Linked DNA regions of Homo sapiens: regions 2 and 3 are each linked to region 1. The links are chromatin contacts, found by Hi-C or POLR2A ChIA-PET in ENCODE. All regions are on one chromosome and are shown on one strand. Each heading gives the region's core, a stretch centred on a gene start or an enhancer-like site at or near the end of the contact. The rest is flanking DNA. Distances are from core to core; before and after follow the strand shown.

Region 1 (5,072 bases), core at 1,481-3,980:
GGTAGAGGTTACAGTGAGCCGAGATGGCACCACTGCACCACTGCACTCCAGCCTGGGTGACAGAACAGCGGGAACTCGTCTCAAAAAAAAAGAAGAAGAAGAAGAAGAAAAATAATGGATTGATTAACATCAGGTTACTTTTGTTGTAAGGATTAAGGGCAGAGGAAAGTTCATTATCATGCTTATTGAAAGTGGCCTGTTTGGGGAATATCTATTATCTCTCTGGATTTCTCTGAAGGTCAGATAATTTAGTTTCAGCTTGGTAAGATGTAAGTTTAGTAGGAATTACTCCATTTTGGTTCTTAGTCTTGTTTGTTAGGATCTAGTGCGGGTGCTTTGTCCAAAATAATGGCCTATAATTTTTTTCTTTTTTTTTTTTTTTTTTAAGGCAGAGTCTCAAGAGTCTCGCTCTGTCACCCAGACTGGAGTACAGTTTCATGATCACAGCTCATTGCAGCCTCAACCTCCCTGGCTCAAGGGATCCTCTCCCACCTCAGCCTCCCAAGTAGCCTCTCAATGTGCGCCACCACACCTGGTTGATTTTCTTGTAGAGATGGGGGTCTCACCGTGTTGCCCAGGCTCGTCTCGAACTCCTGGGCTCAGGTAATCAGTTTACCTTGGCCTTCCAAAGTGCTGGGATTACAGGCATGAGCCACCATGCCCGGCCTGTAATTTTTCTTTAACACCATATAATCCAGTCATTTCATTCCTTGGTGTTTAAGACAAATGCGTATATAGATTTGTCAGAAAATATCTAGTAGGCCAGGAGTAGTGGCTCAAACCTGTAATCCCAGCACTTTGGGTGGCAGACGTGGGAGGATTGCTTGAGCCCAGGAGTTTGAGACTCGCCTGGACAACATGGTGAGACTCGGTATCTACAAAAAAATTTAAAAAGTAGCTGGGTGTGGTGGCACATGCCTGTAGTCACAGCTACTTGGGAGGCTGAGGCAGGAGGATTGCTTGAGGCCAGTAGTTGGAGGCTGCAGTGAGCCACGATCATGCCACTGTACTCCAGCTTAGGCAACAAGAGTGAAACCGTTTCTAAAAAAAAAAAAAAAAAAAAAATTAAATTAAATTAAAAACCAATCTACCGTATTAAAACTCTAGAAGCCAGGATAGTGATTAACTGGGGGTGGGAGGAGTTGGGGGGGCAGGGTGGTGGGTGGTTGTTGGTGAGTGGGTAGTGACTGAAAGTGGTCAGGAGGAGGGTTCCGGGGCGCTGGTGTACATATCATACTTCTATTAAAAGTTTAACAAAAACGAATTACTTTCATTCAGACTGGGTATTAGACCACATTAAGGAATATTGTTAATTTTCTTAGGCATGTTAATAGCCTTATATTTTTTATGTATTTTTTTTTTGAAGTACAAATCTGTTGTGATAAATGCTTAAGTATTCACAGCTGAAATAATGTGATGTCTGGGATTTGCTTTAAAATAATTCCCTGGATGGGAAGGGACTGCTTAAACAGGATAGATAAGCAGATGTTGATTATTGTTCAAAACCAGTTAATGGGTACATGAGGGTTCATTATACTATTGTCTCCACTTTTGCGAATGTCTGAAATATTCTAATAATAATAATAATGAGAGGCTTCTCATCACAGAATTTCAAGGCAGTCGCTTCACCTCCCTGACTCCCAGTTTCTACCTCAATAAAATAGGGCTGATGATATAATGCACTGTACTCACAGGGATGTTGTGAGCAGCAGGGGGAGAAAGGGTTTTATGAAATGTTGTGTTTTTGTTTTTGTTTTAGAGACGGAGTCTCATTCTGTCACCCAGGCTGGAGTGCAGTGGCGCGATCTCGGCTCACTCTCCGCCTCCCGGGTTCAAGCAATTCTCCTGCCTCAGCCTCCCGAGTAGCTGGGATTACAGGCACCTGCCACCACGCGCGGCTAATTTTTGTATTTTTAGTAGAGACGGGGTTTCACTGCGTTGATCAGGCTGGTCTCGAATGCCTCACTTCATAATCCGCCTGCCTCGGCCTACCAAAGTGCTGGGATTACAGGCGTGAGACACCGCGGCCGGCTGAAATGTTTTAATATTGGTAACCACTGCCATTATGGTTTCTAGTACTAATTTGTTGCCTCCAAGCGTTCTCTCCTCCTCGCCCTGTAATTTTTTTTTTTTCTTAAGACAGAGTATTGCTCTGTCACCCAGGCTGGAGTGTAGTGGTTCGATTTCGGCTCATTGCAACCTCAGCCTCATGGGTTCAAGCGATTCTCCTGCCTCAGCCTCCCAAGTAGTTGGGATTACAGGTGGGTGTCACCATGCCCGGCTAATTTTTTTATTTTTAGTAGAGATGCGGTTTCACCATTTTGGCAGCCTGGTCTCGAACTCTTGGCCTCAAGTGATCCGCCCGCCTCGGCCCCCCAAAGTGCTGGGATGACAGGTGTGAGCCACCACGCTCGGCTTCCCTGTAATTGTTGATTCCACTTTTCCTCTGGTTCTTTTCAATGGTTCCTTCCTGCTACCCCCCTCCCCCGGCAGCCCAATGGTTGAGCCCGGCTTCCCCGGGGGAAACCCCTTGGGGCGGATCACGCGGTATCAGCCAGTGGCCTCCCTGGTGGATAGAAGGATCGCTCTGCGCCGGGGGCGGGCCAGTAATCGTAGGCGGGGCGCGGGTCCAGAGCTCCGATTGGCCAGAGTCGGAGTAAACATCCGGCGGGACGGGGCGGGGCCGGAAGTGGAAGTGGAAGTAGAAGGCGGTGGCTGAGGCGGTTCCGGAGGTTCTAGTGTCGGAGTTGGGTGCAGGCAGGTGCCATGGGCCCGCTTGAGGCACACTGAGGGGACGCGGGGCTGGGCCATGGCCGGCGCTCGGGCCGCCGCCGCCGCTGCCTCGGCGGGGTCCTCGGCCTCTTCAGGCAACCAGCCGCCTCAGGAGCTGGGGCTTGGGGAGCTGCTGGAGGAGTTCTCCCGGACTCAGTACCGGGCCAAGGATGGCAGCGGGACCGGCGGCTCTAAGGTGAGATTGGAGGTGCGATGAGCTGGGGAAGGCTCCTAACTTGGGAAGTTACAGAGGAAAGGCTGAGGCCAGGGGTCAGAAAAAGGTAGGAGTGGTACCTCGCCGCTGAGGAAGAGGAGAGAGAGAGAGGAGTTCTCCAGGGTCTGTATCCGGAGTATAAGAGTCGGTCTTGACAACCATAAAAGGAGGAACTGGGGTCAGAATGAGCCCAGCAAAGAGGTCCTTCTTGTTTGAGAAGGGGTCTGGAGGTGAGAGATCAAGCTGAGGGGCCAGGTTCAAAGATCAGAGAGGAGGACCTAAGGAAGGTCTATTCCCTGCTTCAGGTGCCGTAGGATGAGTTGTGTCAGGGAAAAAGCCCCAAGAAAAAGCTAAGAAAAATAGGGAGACGATTCCTCGGGGTCAGAGGTCAGAATGGAGCCAGGAGGTGAACCCAGTGTGCTGCCCCCTTATAAGGTCTCAGCATGACTTAGGCCCATCCCTTTCCTTCCCCTATAGAGCAGGAAGACAACCCACACTCCCTTTCAGTTCCTTTATCTAAAGCAGGTCTCCGTTCCTCTTTTTGCTCCCTTTGGGATTTCCACCCAGTCGTCTTATCGCCAGACCTGGAGGGCTTCCTGTCAGCTCAGGCCATCCCCACCCTAAGCACTGGCTGGCAGTGCGGTGGGAATCTTGCCGACCCTGCCATCTCATTCCCCCACGTGGTTTTGGCAGCTTTAGCACCAAGTTTTCCAGTGGAATTCTGTTCCATCCTGCACCACAGAACTCTGATTTGACCTCAGAGATTACCGTGAGTTGCTATTCTGTAGTTGGCATCTTGTAGTCTCTGAAGTAACCCAGGGAAGACTTCAGTAAGGATTGGACTTCCTCACTCTCCAAATGGCCAAGTAATTTTTCCAAGTATAGTCTGGGGACCACCTGTTTAATGATCATCTGGGGTACTTTTAAAATTTGTGCTTATGGGATACTTTGTGAAAACAGAGATTCCTTAGTCCCACCCAGTCCTACCAAGTCAGAATTTCTGGGGGTGGGATCCTGGAATTTGCTTTTTTTTTTTTTTTCTTTTGAGAAGGAGTCTCGCTTTGTCGCCTAGGCTGGAGTGCAGTGGCGCAATCTCAGCTTACTGCATCCTCCGCCTCCCCAGTTCAAGCAATTCTCCCTGCCTCAACTTCCCAAGTAGCTGGGATTACAGGACCCCACCACCACGCCCAGCTAATTATTGTAGTTTTTAGTAGAGATGGAGTTTCCCCAGGTTGGCCAGGCTGGTCTTGAACTCCTGAGCTCAGGTGATCCGCCTACCTCAGCCTCCCAAAGTGCTGGGATACAGGCGTGAGCCACCGCGCCTGGCTTTTTTGTTTGTTTGTTTTTGTTTTTTGTGTTGAGACAGGGTCTCGCTCTGCTGCCCAGGCTGGATTGCAGTGGTGCAACCATGACTTACTGCAGCCTCGAAATCCTGGGTTTGAGCGATCCTCCCACTTAAGCCTGCCAAGCACCTGGGACCACAGGTACACACCACCATGCCTGGCTAATTTTTCTTTATTTTCCTAGAGACATGGTCTCGCTATATTGCCCTGGCTGGTCTCAAACTCCTAAGCTCAAGCAATCCTCCCACCTCAGCCCCCCAAAATGCTGGGATTACAGGCGTGAGCCGCCACACCTGGCCAGTAAGGGTCTTTTGAGTGGCTGTAGGTCATTGGTTTTTCTGGACCCCTCTTCCAACTTACATGACCCTGAAGATTAGGGTTAGCATAAGTTACACCTCATATTGGCTGCGGCTGGCCTTAATTATCTCTCCAGGCCTTCTGATCTCCTGCAAACTTAGATGTATATATATTTATATGTATTTATAACAATTCAGGCAGAACAGGGAGTTAGATCTGTAACTGAACAATCGATTGAGATAACTCACTACCTTTGGACTAACTTCTTGCAAACTTTTTTTTTCAGAAGGAGTCTCCCTCTGTCACCCAGGCTGGAGTGCAGTGGTGCGATCTTGGCTCGCTGCAACTTCCACCTCCTGGATTCAAGCGATCCTCCTGCTTCAGCCTCCCTAGTAGCTGGGACTACAGGCATGCACCATCATGCCTGGCTAATTTTTTTTTTTTTT
Region 2 (5,072 bases), core at 1,890-4,389, 600 kb after region 1:
TGCTTTTGCCTCTGAAAAAATTCTAAGTTGTTAGCCAATCAAGACAAATACAGAATGTGAAGTCCCGTTTCAGCCAATGGAAACTGGACCCAGAGGTAGGGTGGATACGTCAGGTTATAAATGACCCTGTCTCCTTTGTTGGGTGTACTCGTGGCAAAACTGCTGGCGAGTGTACCCTTTCTGCAGAAAGTGTAAAAATGGCCTTGCTGAGAAAATTATTTATGTTCAAGTGCTATTTCTTTATGGCACTGGGGAACAAGCATTTCAAACATACTGACACGTTACAACATGGATGAACCTTGAGATCATGGTAAGAAAAAGCAAGTCACATATTGTATGATTCCATTTTTAATTTTTTCAGAATAGGCAAATCTATCAAGACAAACTAGATTACAGTCTTGCTGAAATTACAGGAGTGAGCCACCAGGCCAGCTGGTCATACACCTGTTTTCTTTCTTCTTTTTTGTTTTGAGACAGAGTCTCCCTCTGTTGCCTAGGCTGGAGTGCAATGGCACGATATTGGCTCATTGCAACCTCTGCCTTCCAGATTCAAGCGATTCTACTGCCTCAGCCTCCTGAATAGCTGGGATTACAGGCACATGCCACCATGCCCTACTAATTTTTGTATTTCTTTTTAGTAGAGATGGGGTTTCACCATATTGTTGAGGCTGGTCTTGAACTCCTGACCTTGTGATCTGCCCACCTTGGCCTCCCAAATTGCTGGGATTACAGGCGTGAGCCACCATGCCTGCTGCTCATACACTTTAAATGAGTGAACTTTATGGTATATAAATTATATCTTAAAGCTGTTAGAAAGGAACACACAAAGTGGTTACCCTCAGGCATTTGAAAAAAGAAAGCCACATTTACCTTTGTATGCCACTCCTCTCTATTTAGCCACACATGTGTTTTGTTAATGCTTTTCTAGGTCCTTTGTTTTTTCATGTCTTTCTTGGCTATTGCTCCTCAACAGTAAGTTTAGATCACTTCATTCTTTTTGCCTTACATTCCATTGTATGGATATTCCTTAATGTATATAACCAGCTGATAGAGATTGAGGTTTTGTTTTCATTCTAGCTACTACAGACAATGCCACCTTCCAAGGAGATTGTATCAATTAACACGTTCATCAGGGATGTATGGGAGTGCATTTCCTCACATCCTCAGCCACAAGGTATATTATCCTGCTTTTTTTTTTTTTTTGAGATGGAGTCTTGCTCTGTTGCCCAGGCTGGAGTGCAGTAGCGTGATCTTGGTTCACTGCAAGCTCTGCCTCCCGGGTTCACACCATTCTCCTGCCTCAGCCTCCTGAGTAGCTGGGACTACAGGCATCTGCCACCAGGCCCGGCTAATTTTTGTTTTTTTTTTTGTATTTTTAGTAGAGATGGGGTTTCACCATGTTAGCCAGGATGGTCTCGATCTCCTGACCTCGTGATCCACCCACCTCGGCCTCCCAAGGTGCGGGGATTACAGGCGTGAGCCACCGCACCCGGCCCCTTACCTTGTTTTTTGATTATTGCCAATCTAACGAGTGGAAAATTATAATTTTATATGTACTTTTTAATTTAATTTAATTAATTAATTTTTTTTTTTTAGAGACGGAGTCTCTCACCCAGGCTGAAGTGCAGTGGCGCAATCTTGGCTCACTGCAAGCTCCACCTCCTGGGTTCACGCCATTCTCCTGCCTCAGCCTCCCGAGTAGCTGGGACTACAGGCGCCTGCCACCACGCCTGGCTAATTTTTGTATTTTTAGTAGAGGCGGGGTTTCACCGTATTAGCCAGGATGGTCTCGATCTCCTGACCTCGTGATCTGCCCGCCTTGGCCTCCCAAAGTGCTGGGATCACAGGCGTGAGCCACCACACCTGGCCTTACATGTACTTTTTTAATGGTTGAGGTGGAGCCATCTTTCTTATATTTAGGAGCGTTTCATGATTTGTTTTTGTTCATTGCTTCCTTTGCCTTTTTTTTTTTTTTTCCCTGAGACAGGGGTCTCACTTTGTCTCCCTGGCTGGAGTGCAGTGGCAGTAATCTTGGCTCACTGGACCCTCGACTTCCCAGGCTCAAGGGATCCTCCCACCTCAGCCTCCTGAGTAGCTGGGACTACAGGCGCCCACCACCACACCAGGCTAATTTTTGTGTTTCACTAGAGACAGGATTTCACCATGTTGCCCACGCTGGTCTCGAACTCTTTGCCTCAAGAGATCCACCCACCTCGGCCTCCCAAAGTGCTGGGATTACAGACGTGTGCCACTGGACCCAGCCTCCTTTGCCAGTCTTAATACTAAGTTATTTTATTATTTTGGGAGAATTGCTACATCGAATATCAGCCCTTTGTCATATGTTTCGAGTATTTTTCTGAATTTGTACCTTGTCTTTGATTTTTTTTCTTTTTTGAGACAGGGTCTTGCTCTGTCCTCCAGGCTGGAGTGCAGTGGCGGGATCACAGCTCACTGCAGCCTCGACCTCCCGGCCTCAAGTGATCCTCCCACCTCAGCCTGAGTAGCTGGCATCACGCCCAGCTAATTTTATTTTTTGTAGAGATGGGGGTCGCACCATGCTGGCCAGGCTGGTCTCTAACTCCCGAGCTCAAGCCATCCTCCCGCCTCGGTCTTCCAAAGTGCTGAGATTGCAGGCGTGAGACACCGTGCCCAGCCGTCTTTAATATTTTTCACCAGGCGGATAGTTCACATTTTTGTGTAGTCTTTTTTTTTTTTTTTTTGGTGCCTTCTAATTCTAATTCTTCCCATTTCTGGGTGTGTACTTAGTCTCTCTGAGCCACAGTTTTCTGCTCTATAAAGTGGGGTGATAATGCTCAGTACACGGTTTGCTTTGGCTCGATGAGAAATCCAGGTCTGAAAGCTTCAGGTACAGCGGCCGGCGCTGAGGAAAACAGCGTTAAGTGAGGCGCGTCAGCGGACACCACCTGCCTGCACATCTGGCTGGCCTCAACTTCCCGCTGTTCGAGCCCACGTGAGTGGCTCCGCCCCATCTGGCTTCTGACCAATGGACGAGCTTCCTAAGGCGTACCGTCCCGACTCCAAGGCGCCTGGCTTTGAGGCGGGCTGCGTCTTGCTCGGAGTCCCGCCCCTTGCCGGGTCGAGCAATGGGCGCCTTCCGTTTGGCGCAGGCCCCGCCCCTGTCGCTCTCCGGCCTGCGGGCCGCAGGGCTCGTTCCGGAGGGCGGGCGCCACGGAGGCCGGAGTGGTCGCAGTTCGGGCGGAGGCCGGGCCAGGCGGGGCTGTAGGGCTGGGGCAGGCGGCGGGCTGCCCGGCGGGACAGCTGCGGCAGCCGGCGGGGGGCGTCCTGAGTTGGCGGTCGAGGGCGCTGCCAGCTCCCGAGGGGCCGCTCGGGCCCCTTCCGGCCCGGGTCTGGTTGGGCCGCAGGAGCAGGGCGGGCTGCGGCGCCCGGGTCTGGCCCTGGCCTACGGGCTAAGCGCCCGGCCCCGGGGCCGCGGATCCGGCAGCCATGTGTGGATCTTGAAGCGCCATGTGGTCTTCTGAAGCGCTTGACAGTTCTAAAGGGCTTTATATTGCAAACTGATCAAAGCGCTTCGTAGCCCCGGAAGCGCTTAGGCATCTCCGAAGTAGCGCTGGGCAAAGTGAAGGCTTCCTGATCTCAGAAGCACGTTGTGGGCTTGGAAACCGACGGCAGCCTTTAGTCAATTTTGGATCGCTTTGACTTCTCCAACACGGTTTGGCATCTCTGAAACCTTGAGAACTGTGATGGGCAGTGGAAAGAAGAGGGAAAGGTCAGTGAGGCTAGCCCCTGGCTCTGCCCTTATGTCTTGCCGTCCTCCTGGGCCCGGGGTGGCGGGAATCTGAGGTGGGGTCGCCAGGAAGGGTGGTGTTGGAATCCAGGCCCCCTGTACCTTGCAGGTGCCCATGGCGTCCGAGCGGGGCAAGGTCAAGCACAACTGGAGCAGCACGTCGGAAGGGTGTCCCCGCAAGCGCAGCTGCCTCCGGGAGCCCTGTGATGTGGCCCCCTCCAGCCGGCCAGCTCAGAGGTCTGCGTCGCGTTCTGGAGGGCCCAGCAGCCCCAAGCGCCTGAAAGCCCAGAAGGAGGACGATGTGGCTTGCTCGCGGAGGTTATCCTGGGGCTCATCCCGCCGCAGAAATAACTCCTCCTCCTCCTTCTCCCCACATTTCTTGGGCCCTGGTGTGGGCGGGGCCGCCTCCAAAGGCTGCCTGATTCGGAACACTCGGGGGTTCCTGTCTTCAGGGGGATCCCCTCTGCGTCCTGCCAACGCCTCTTTGGAAGAAATGGCTTCTCTAGAGGAGGAAGCCTGCAGCCTTAAGGTAGGTGGCTGCCACGCTTTGCAATCGGTGAAGCCCCTTCCACATGGCTTGAGAGGTTGGGGATGGGAATTTTGGTGGAAGGAGACTACAAAACATTACATCCTTGAAGGTCTGGAAGGTCTTTCTAGAAGTCCACTCCCCCCAAACTCGAAGACCTAGCAGTCTTCCAGGCGCGTGGCCTGAAGTTAAGTAGAGAGGTAATTTTCAAACTCGGCAGCACTTTGGAACTACTTGGAAAGCTTTAAAATACTTGGGCCTGCCTCCTACTCCAGAGAAACTGATTTATTGGGCTGAGGTGTGGTCTGGGCTTCCAGATTTTTCAGTGCTCCCCAGGTTATTGTAAACGTGCAGCCCCGTTGGAGAATCACTGCAGTAGAAGGTGGATTATGTGCTCAAGAGAAGAATGTATTTATTTTAGTTGTCAGTTTAAAGAATTGTGTGCCCTTGTACTTTGAACCACTCTGAATCACAGAACCAAGAATTGCGGTTCTTGGTGTAGCTTTTCTCCAAAGTCATAGTTTCCAGCATGTTGGGGTTTTGCTTGGTGGTGCTAGTTTTTTTTTTTTTTCTTTTTTTTTTGGAGGTTAAATTGTTAATTCCCTAATGGAAACATGCAAGAGGGTTTCATAAGTACTTTGAGCAGACCAAGGAGTGCTTCACAGAGAAGATACATTTCGCTCATCTACTCAATCAAGGCTTTGAACAAATATGTGTTGAGGGTTTAGTTTGTGCCAGGCAATGTTCTAGGTGTTTGGGATTCTTTACTAACAAAACAGA
Region 3 (5,072 bases), core at 1,789-4,288, 530 kb after region 1:
TAATTAATTTAAAAAACCCCAATAGCTATAACAAAAATTCAAAAAAGCATGCAGCAAAAATGATTCATATTGCTTCTTTTCCCCACTTTACATCCCAAGAAGTAATGATTGGTAAAAATTTCTGGCTTGTCTTACTAGAAATTTTCTCTGCATGGGCAAGGGTATTATATATCTGCAATTCCTTTTTTAAAAACTTTTTTTTTGAGACAGGGTCGTGCTCTGCTGCCCAGGCTGGAGAGCAATAGTGTGATCAAAGCTCACTGCAGCCTTGATGTCCTGGGCTCAAGTGTCCTCCTGCCTCAACTTCCTGAGTAATTGGGACTATAGGCACATGCCACCATGCCTGACTAATTTTTCATTTTTTTGTAGAGATCCAGGCTGGTCTTGAACTCCTGGTCTCAAGTGATCCTCCTGCCTTGGCCTCCCAAAGTGCTGGGATTGCAGGCATGAGTCACATCACCCTGCCTGCAACCCCCTTTTGATACAGCTAGTAGCACATCATGTATTGTGAATTTTTTTTCACCTAGCAAAGACCTTGGGGACTTTTCATATTGACACATTCTTTCTAATAGCTACATTGTATTCCTTTGACAGATGCTCTATGATTTGTTTGCCCCTATTGAGATGTGTTTATGTTCCTTCTAGCATTTTTCAGTTGTTTTTTTTTTTTTTGAGATGAAGTTTCACTCTGTCTCCCAGGCTGGAGAGCAGTGGCACGATCTTGGCTCACCACAACCTCCACCTCCCATGTTCAAGAGATTCTCCTGCCTCAGCCTCCCAAGTAGCTGTGATTACAGGTGCCCACTACCACATCCAGCTAATTTTTTTTTTTTTTATATGAAGTCTCTCTCTGTTGCCCAGGCTGGAGTGCAGTGGTGAGATCTCGGCTCATTGCAGCCTCTGCCTCCTGGGTTCAAGTGATTCTCCTGCCTCAGCTTCCTGAGTAGCTGGGACCACAGATACCCACCACCATGCCCGGCTAATTTTTGTATTTTTAGTATAGACGGGGTTTCACTGTGTTGGCCAAGCTGGTCTCAAACTCCTGACCTCAAATGATCCACCTGCCTTGGCCTTCCAAAGTGCTGGGATTATAGGTGTGAGCCACCGTGCCCAGTCAACTTTTTGTAGTTTTAGTAGAGACAGGGTTTCACTATGTTGACCAGGCTGATCTCCAACTTCCAACCTCAGGTGATCTGCCCACCTTGGCCTCCCAAAGTGCTGGGATTACAGGTGTGAGCCACCATGCCCAGCCATTTTTCTATTCTGTATAGTGTCATGATACACTTAGATGTATAGAGCCTGTTTTGCACACATGTAAGTGTAGCCATGGGATGGCTTTCTATTATAGTATTGGAATGTCTGGGTTGAAGGTTTTTGCATTTTAAGTGTTGATTGATATTTAGTATTAACAAATTACCCTCCTCTGAGAGAACAGGATCATGTGTGATGGGGACATATTTAGCTGGTAATACCTCCCTACCCTGAAGGGTGGCTGTGAAGTCGAAGAGAATAAGTGCCTGATGTTCAGCTGGTGCTCAGCAGAAGGCAGTGGGGATGGGGGGTCTGGTTACCCCCACCCCTCCTCACATCCCCAAAGAGACCCCCTCAGCGTAGGGCAGGGAGCCAGTCTTCTGCATGTACTTAACTGAGCACCTGCCTGGTTCTGCCCTAGGTTCTGGAATACAGCACAGGCAATGTGACAGGTCCTCCGCCCTCATGAGGACACAGTCTTGTGAGGAGACAGTTAATGCATAGGAAAACTAGTACAGAAATGGGCAGGCAGGATACAGTGACCAGATAGGGGAGCCTCCTAGGACAGGGGGTCAAGGAAGGCCAGTGTGAGGATGTGAACCTAGAGGAATAGGAAGAAGACAGCCACATGACGCATTGGGTAAGAGCTCAGGAGAGAGGGGCCAGCATGTGCAAGGGCCCTGAGGAGCCAGTGGTGGGAGCCCCAGACACCTGGGGAGGAGCTGTCCTGTCTGGGGTTCCTGAGCTGGGAACCACCTGGCTGGACCATCAGACCAGATTCAGCACCTGCCTATCCCTCAGGTCTTCTGGAGTCATTGAGGGCTTCCAGGAGGGGGGACTGGGAGCAAAGGCCTGAGGGTGGGGGCCTAGAGAGTACCACCCTCTGAGATAAACCAGGAGAGCAGGGGATGCTGTGGTGGACGTGCAGGTGGAGAGATCTAGAGCTACAGCCCAGGCTGGGCTTTTGGGGGCATTGTGGGGCAGACCACACCAGTCACGGGGAGGCCAGTGGGGCAGCGAGAACATCTCCTCCCTTCAGCTGGCAAGCAACTTTCCAGGCCCTCCTGTCTGGGGTCGGGAATGGGGCGATCTGGCTACCAATGGGAGTGATGTTCCAGCACAGGACGGTGGCTGGGCCTGCTTCTGCACAGGCTGGACCCTGACTCCTCTGTGTGCCCCCAGCAGCATAGTGGTGGCTCCTCTTGAGTCATGGTCCTCCCCATCCCCTGGACTTCTGTCTCCACCCCTGCTGGCTGCCTCCCTAAGCACACCTTCCTCCTCAGAGTGGAGAGGGTCAGCTAGCTGCCCAGGCCACAGCCTCCCCATTCCTGGAACCCACCTGAAACCCCTCCCTGCCCGGTGCTCCTGAGCCGCTGCCGTTCCTCTCCTTACATTCCCCCTGCGAAAGTTGTCAGAATCAATATGGAGTGACTTTGTGTTAAAAAAAAAAATAACCCTTGGCTGGGCATGGTGGCTCACGCGTGTAATCCCATCACTTTGGGAGGCCGAGGCGGGTAGATCACCTGAGGTCAGGAGTTTGAAACCAGTCAGACCAACATGGTGAAACCCTGTTTCTACTAAAAATACAAAAAAATTAGCTGGGCTCCTGTAGTCCCAGCTACTCATGAGGCTGAGGCAGGAGAATTGCTTGAACCTGGGAGGCGGAGGTTGCAGTGAGGGGAGATTGCACACTGCACTCCAGCCTGGGTGACAGAGCGAGACTCCATTTCAAAAATAAATAACCCTGACAAATAGAACTAGGGAAGGCCATGAAGGGAGGACTGTCATGCATAAATGCCCAACAACAATAACTGTCACGGAAGACTCTACAAAAACCACAACCTTGCATAAAGACCATTGTAACCACACACAAAAAATACTTCTGCGAGGACATCTGCCCAGCAAATGCCTATCCGACCCTGGAGACTGGAATCACTCTTGTTATTCAAGGATAGTTATCTCAAAACAGTTATGTAATCCTCTTCACTTTTCCTTTGAAAAACCTCCCTGGATACACACTTAGTTTACTATGGCACGTGTACTCTCATTCCAATGCCCTATTCCTGAGTAAGCATCATTTTCTTTTTTTTCTTTTTCTTTTCTTTTTTTTTTTTTTTGAGATGGAGTCTTGCTCTGTCACCCAGGCTGGAGTGCAGTGGCGCAATCTTGGCTCACCGCAACCTCTGCCTCCCAGGTTCAAGCGATTCTCTTCCCTCAGCCTCCCAAGTAGCTGGGACTACAGGCACCTGCCACCACACCTGGCTAATTTTTGTATTTTCAGTAGAGACGGGGGTTTCACCATATTGGCCAGGCTGGTCTCGAACTCCTGACCCGAGGTGATCCACCGGCCTTGGCCTCCCAAAGTGCTGGGATTACAGGTGTGAGCCACTGTGCCCAGCTACATCATTTTCTTTTTTTCTTTTTTTTTTTTTGGGACAGAGTCTCACTCTGTCGCCCAGCCTGGAGTGCGGTGGCACGATCTCGGCTCACTGCAAGCTCCGCCTCCCAGGTTCATGCCATTCTCCTGCCTCAGCCTCCCGAGTAGGTGGGACTACAGGTGCCCGCCACCACGCCCGGCTAATTTTTTGTATTTTAGTTAGAGACGGGGTTTCACCTGTTAGCCAGGATGGTCTCGATCTCCTGACCACGTGATCCGCCCGCCTCGGCCTCCCAAAGTGCTGGGATTACAGGCGTGAGCCACTGCGCCCGGCCTTGTATTTTTAGTAGAGATGGGGTTTCGCCATGTTGGCTAGGCTAGTCTCAAACTCCTGACCTCAGGTGATCTGCCCGCCTCAGCCTCCCAAAGTGCTGGGATTACAGGCTGAGCCACTGCGCCAGGCCCTTTATTTTTTTAATTTTAATTTTTTGTTATCTCTATAGTAGTTCAAACAGATGCCCACTAATTTGTTTTTTTTTTTTTGAGACGGAGTCTCTTTCTGTCACTGAGGCTGGAGTGCAGTAGTGCGATCTCAGCTTACTGCAACCTCTGCTTCTGGAGTTCAAGTGGTTCTCCTGCCTCAGCCTCCCAAGTAGCTAGGATTATAGGTGTGCCCCGCTGCATCTGGTTAAGTTTTTGAATTTTTAATAGAGATGGGGTTTCACCATGTTGGCCAGGCTATTCTTGAACTCCTGGCCTCAAGTGATCTGCCCACCTCGGCCTTCCAAAGTGCCAGGATTACAGCCGTGAGCCACCGCGCCTGGCTGGATGCCCACCACCTCTTAAAGGGTGTTAATGATAAATTTGAAGAAAACAGTACTTGAAAGCCCCACACACCAGAAGTCCTGGACATGAAGTGGCTTCCTGAGGGACTTACCTCTCCAGGGGATGTGCCTGGATGTGACTGTGGCCTTTTGAAGGCCATGCTTGAACTCAGTGGTACGACAGGGGCCCACTGGGGGCCATATCCCTGCACAGTCTCTTGAAATGTGAACTGCAGTGGCTGCCTGGTCTGAATGGGTAGAGGGCTGGCTCTGTGGGTCTCTGTTCCTTGATATTTCCTCAGCCTTAGTTGCCAAGGCCGTAGTTATTTAATTTGTCAAACACTGAATACTCTAAGAATTAGAATGGGCCGGGCGCAGTGGCTCAAGCCTGTAATCCCAACACTTTGGGAGGCCGAGGCGGGCAGATCACAAGGTCAGGAGATCGAGACCATCCTGGCTAACACAGTGAAACCCTGCCTCTACTAAAACAAACAAACAAAAATTAGCCTGGCGTGGTTGCGGGTGCCTGTAGTCCCAGCTACTCAGGAGGCTGAGGCAGGAGAGTGGTGGGAACCCGGGAGGCGGAGCTTGCAGTGAGCCAAGATGGCACCACTGCACTC

Evidence for each region. Hi-C counts contacts between places; a loop is a spot of excess contacts on that map. ChIA-PET counts read pairs that join two places held with the same protein, here RNA polymerase II (POLR2A). Pooled maps may share reads with other maps.
Region 2: a loop to region 1 is called in a map with no recorded cell type, with 26 times the contacts of the local background. The contact joins the promoter of TATDN2 here to the promoter of MTMR14 in region 1. A Hi-C loop is called at or near these places in 4 of 37 single-sample maps with no recorded cell type and 13 of 50 pooled maps. POLR2A ChIA-PET finds 5 or more read pairs at or near these places in 3 of 52 experiments (CD4-positive, alpha-beta T cell, activated B cell and naive thymus-derived CD4-positive, alpha-beta T cell).
Region 3: a pooled map shows a loop between it and region 1 (4-fold over the local background). The contact joins the enhancer-like site here to the promoter of MTMR14 in region 1. A Hi-C loop is called at or near these places in 2 of 37 single-sample maps with no recorded cell type and 5 of 50 pooled maps. POLR2A ChIA-PET finds 5 or more read pairs at or near these places in 2 of 52 experiments (MCF 10A and activated CD4-positive, alpha-beta T cell).

What each region holds. Positions count from the first base shown.
Region 1 is chr3:9,646,775-9,651,846 of GRCh38, forward strand. MTMR14 (myotubularin related protein 14) reads left to right here and starts at 2,731. Exons shown (of 19, transcript NM_001077525.3): 1 at 2,731-2,968. The coding sequence starts at 2,810. RefSeq lists enhancers at 2,326-2,555, 2,363-3,258, 2,545-2,714 and silencers at 2,586-2,695, 2,796-2,895.
Region 2 is chr3:10,245,320-10,250,391 of GRCh38, forward strand. It overlaps TATDN2 (TatD DNase domain containing 2), which reads left to right and starts at 3,140. Exons shown (of 8, transcript NM_014760.4): 1 at 3,140-3,748; 2 at 3,876-4,295. The coding sequence starts at 3,882. RefSeq lists a silencer at 3,026-3,455 and an enhancer at 3,708-4,576.
Region 3 is chr3:10,178,618-10,183,689 of GRCh38, forward strand. The region is part of intron 2 of IRAK2 (interleukin 1 receptor associated kinase 2); the gene reads left to right. Among named protein-coding and RNA genes, the nearest start is that of IRAK2, 16 kb to the left of the region's middle. Within about 2 kb of position 3,039, at least 3 of the 41 ENCODE cell types and tissues checked have a DNase peak (open chromatin) inside an H3K27ac peak, as active enhancers do.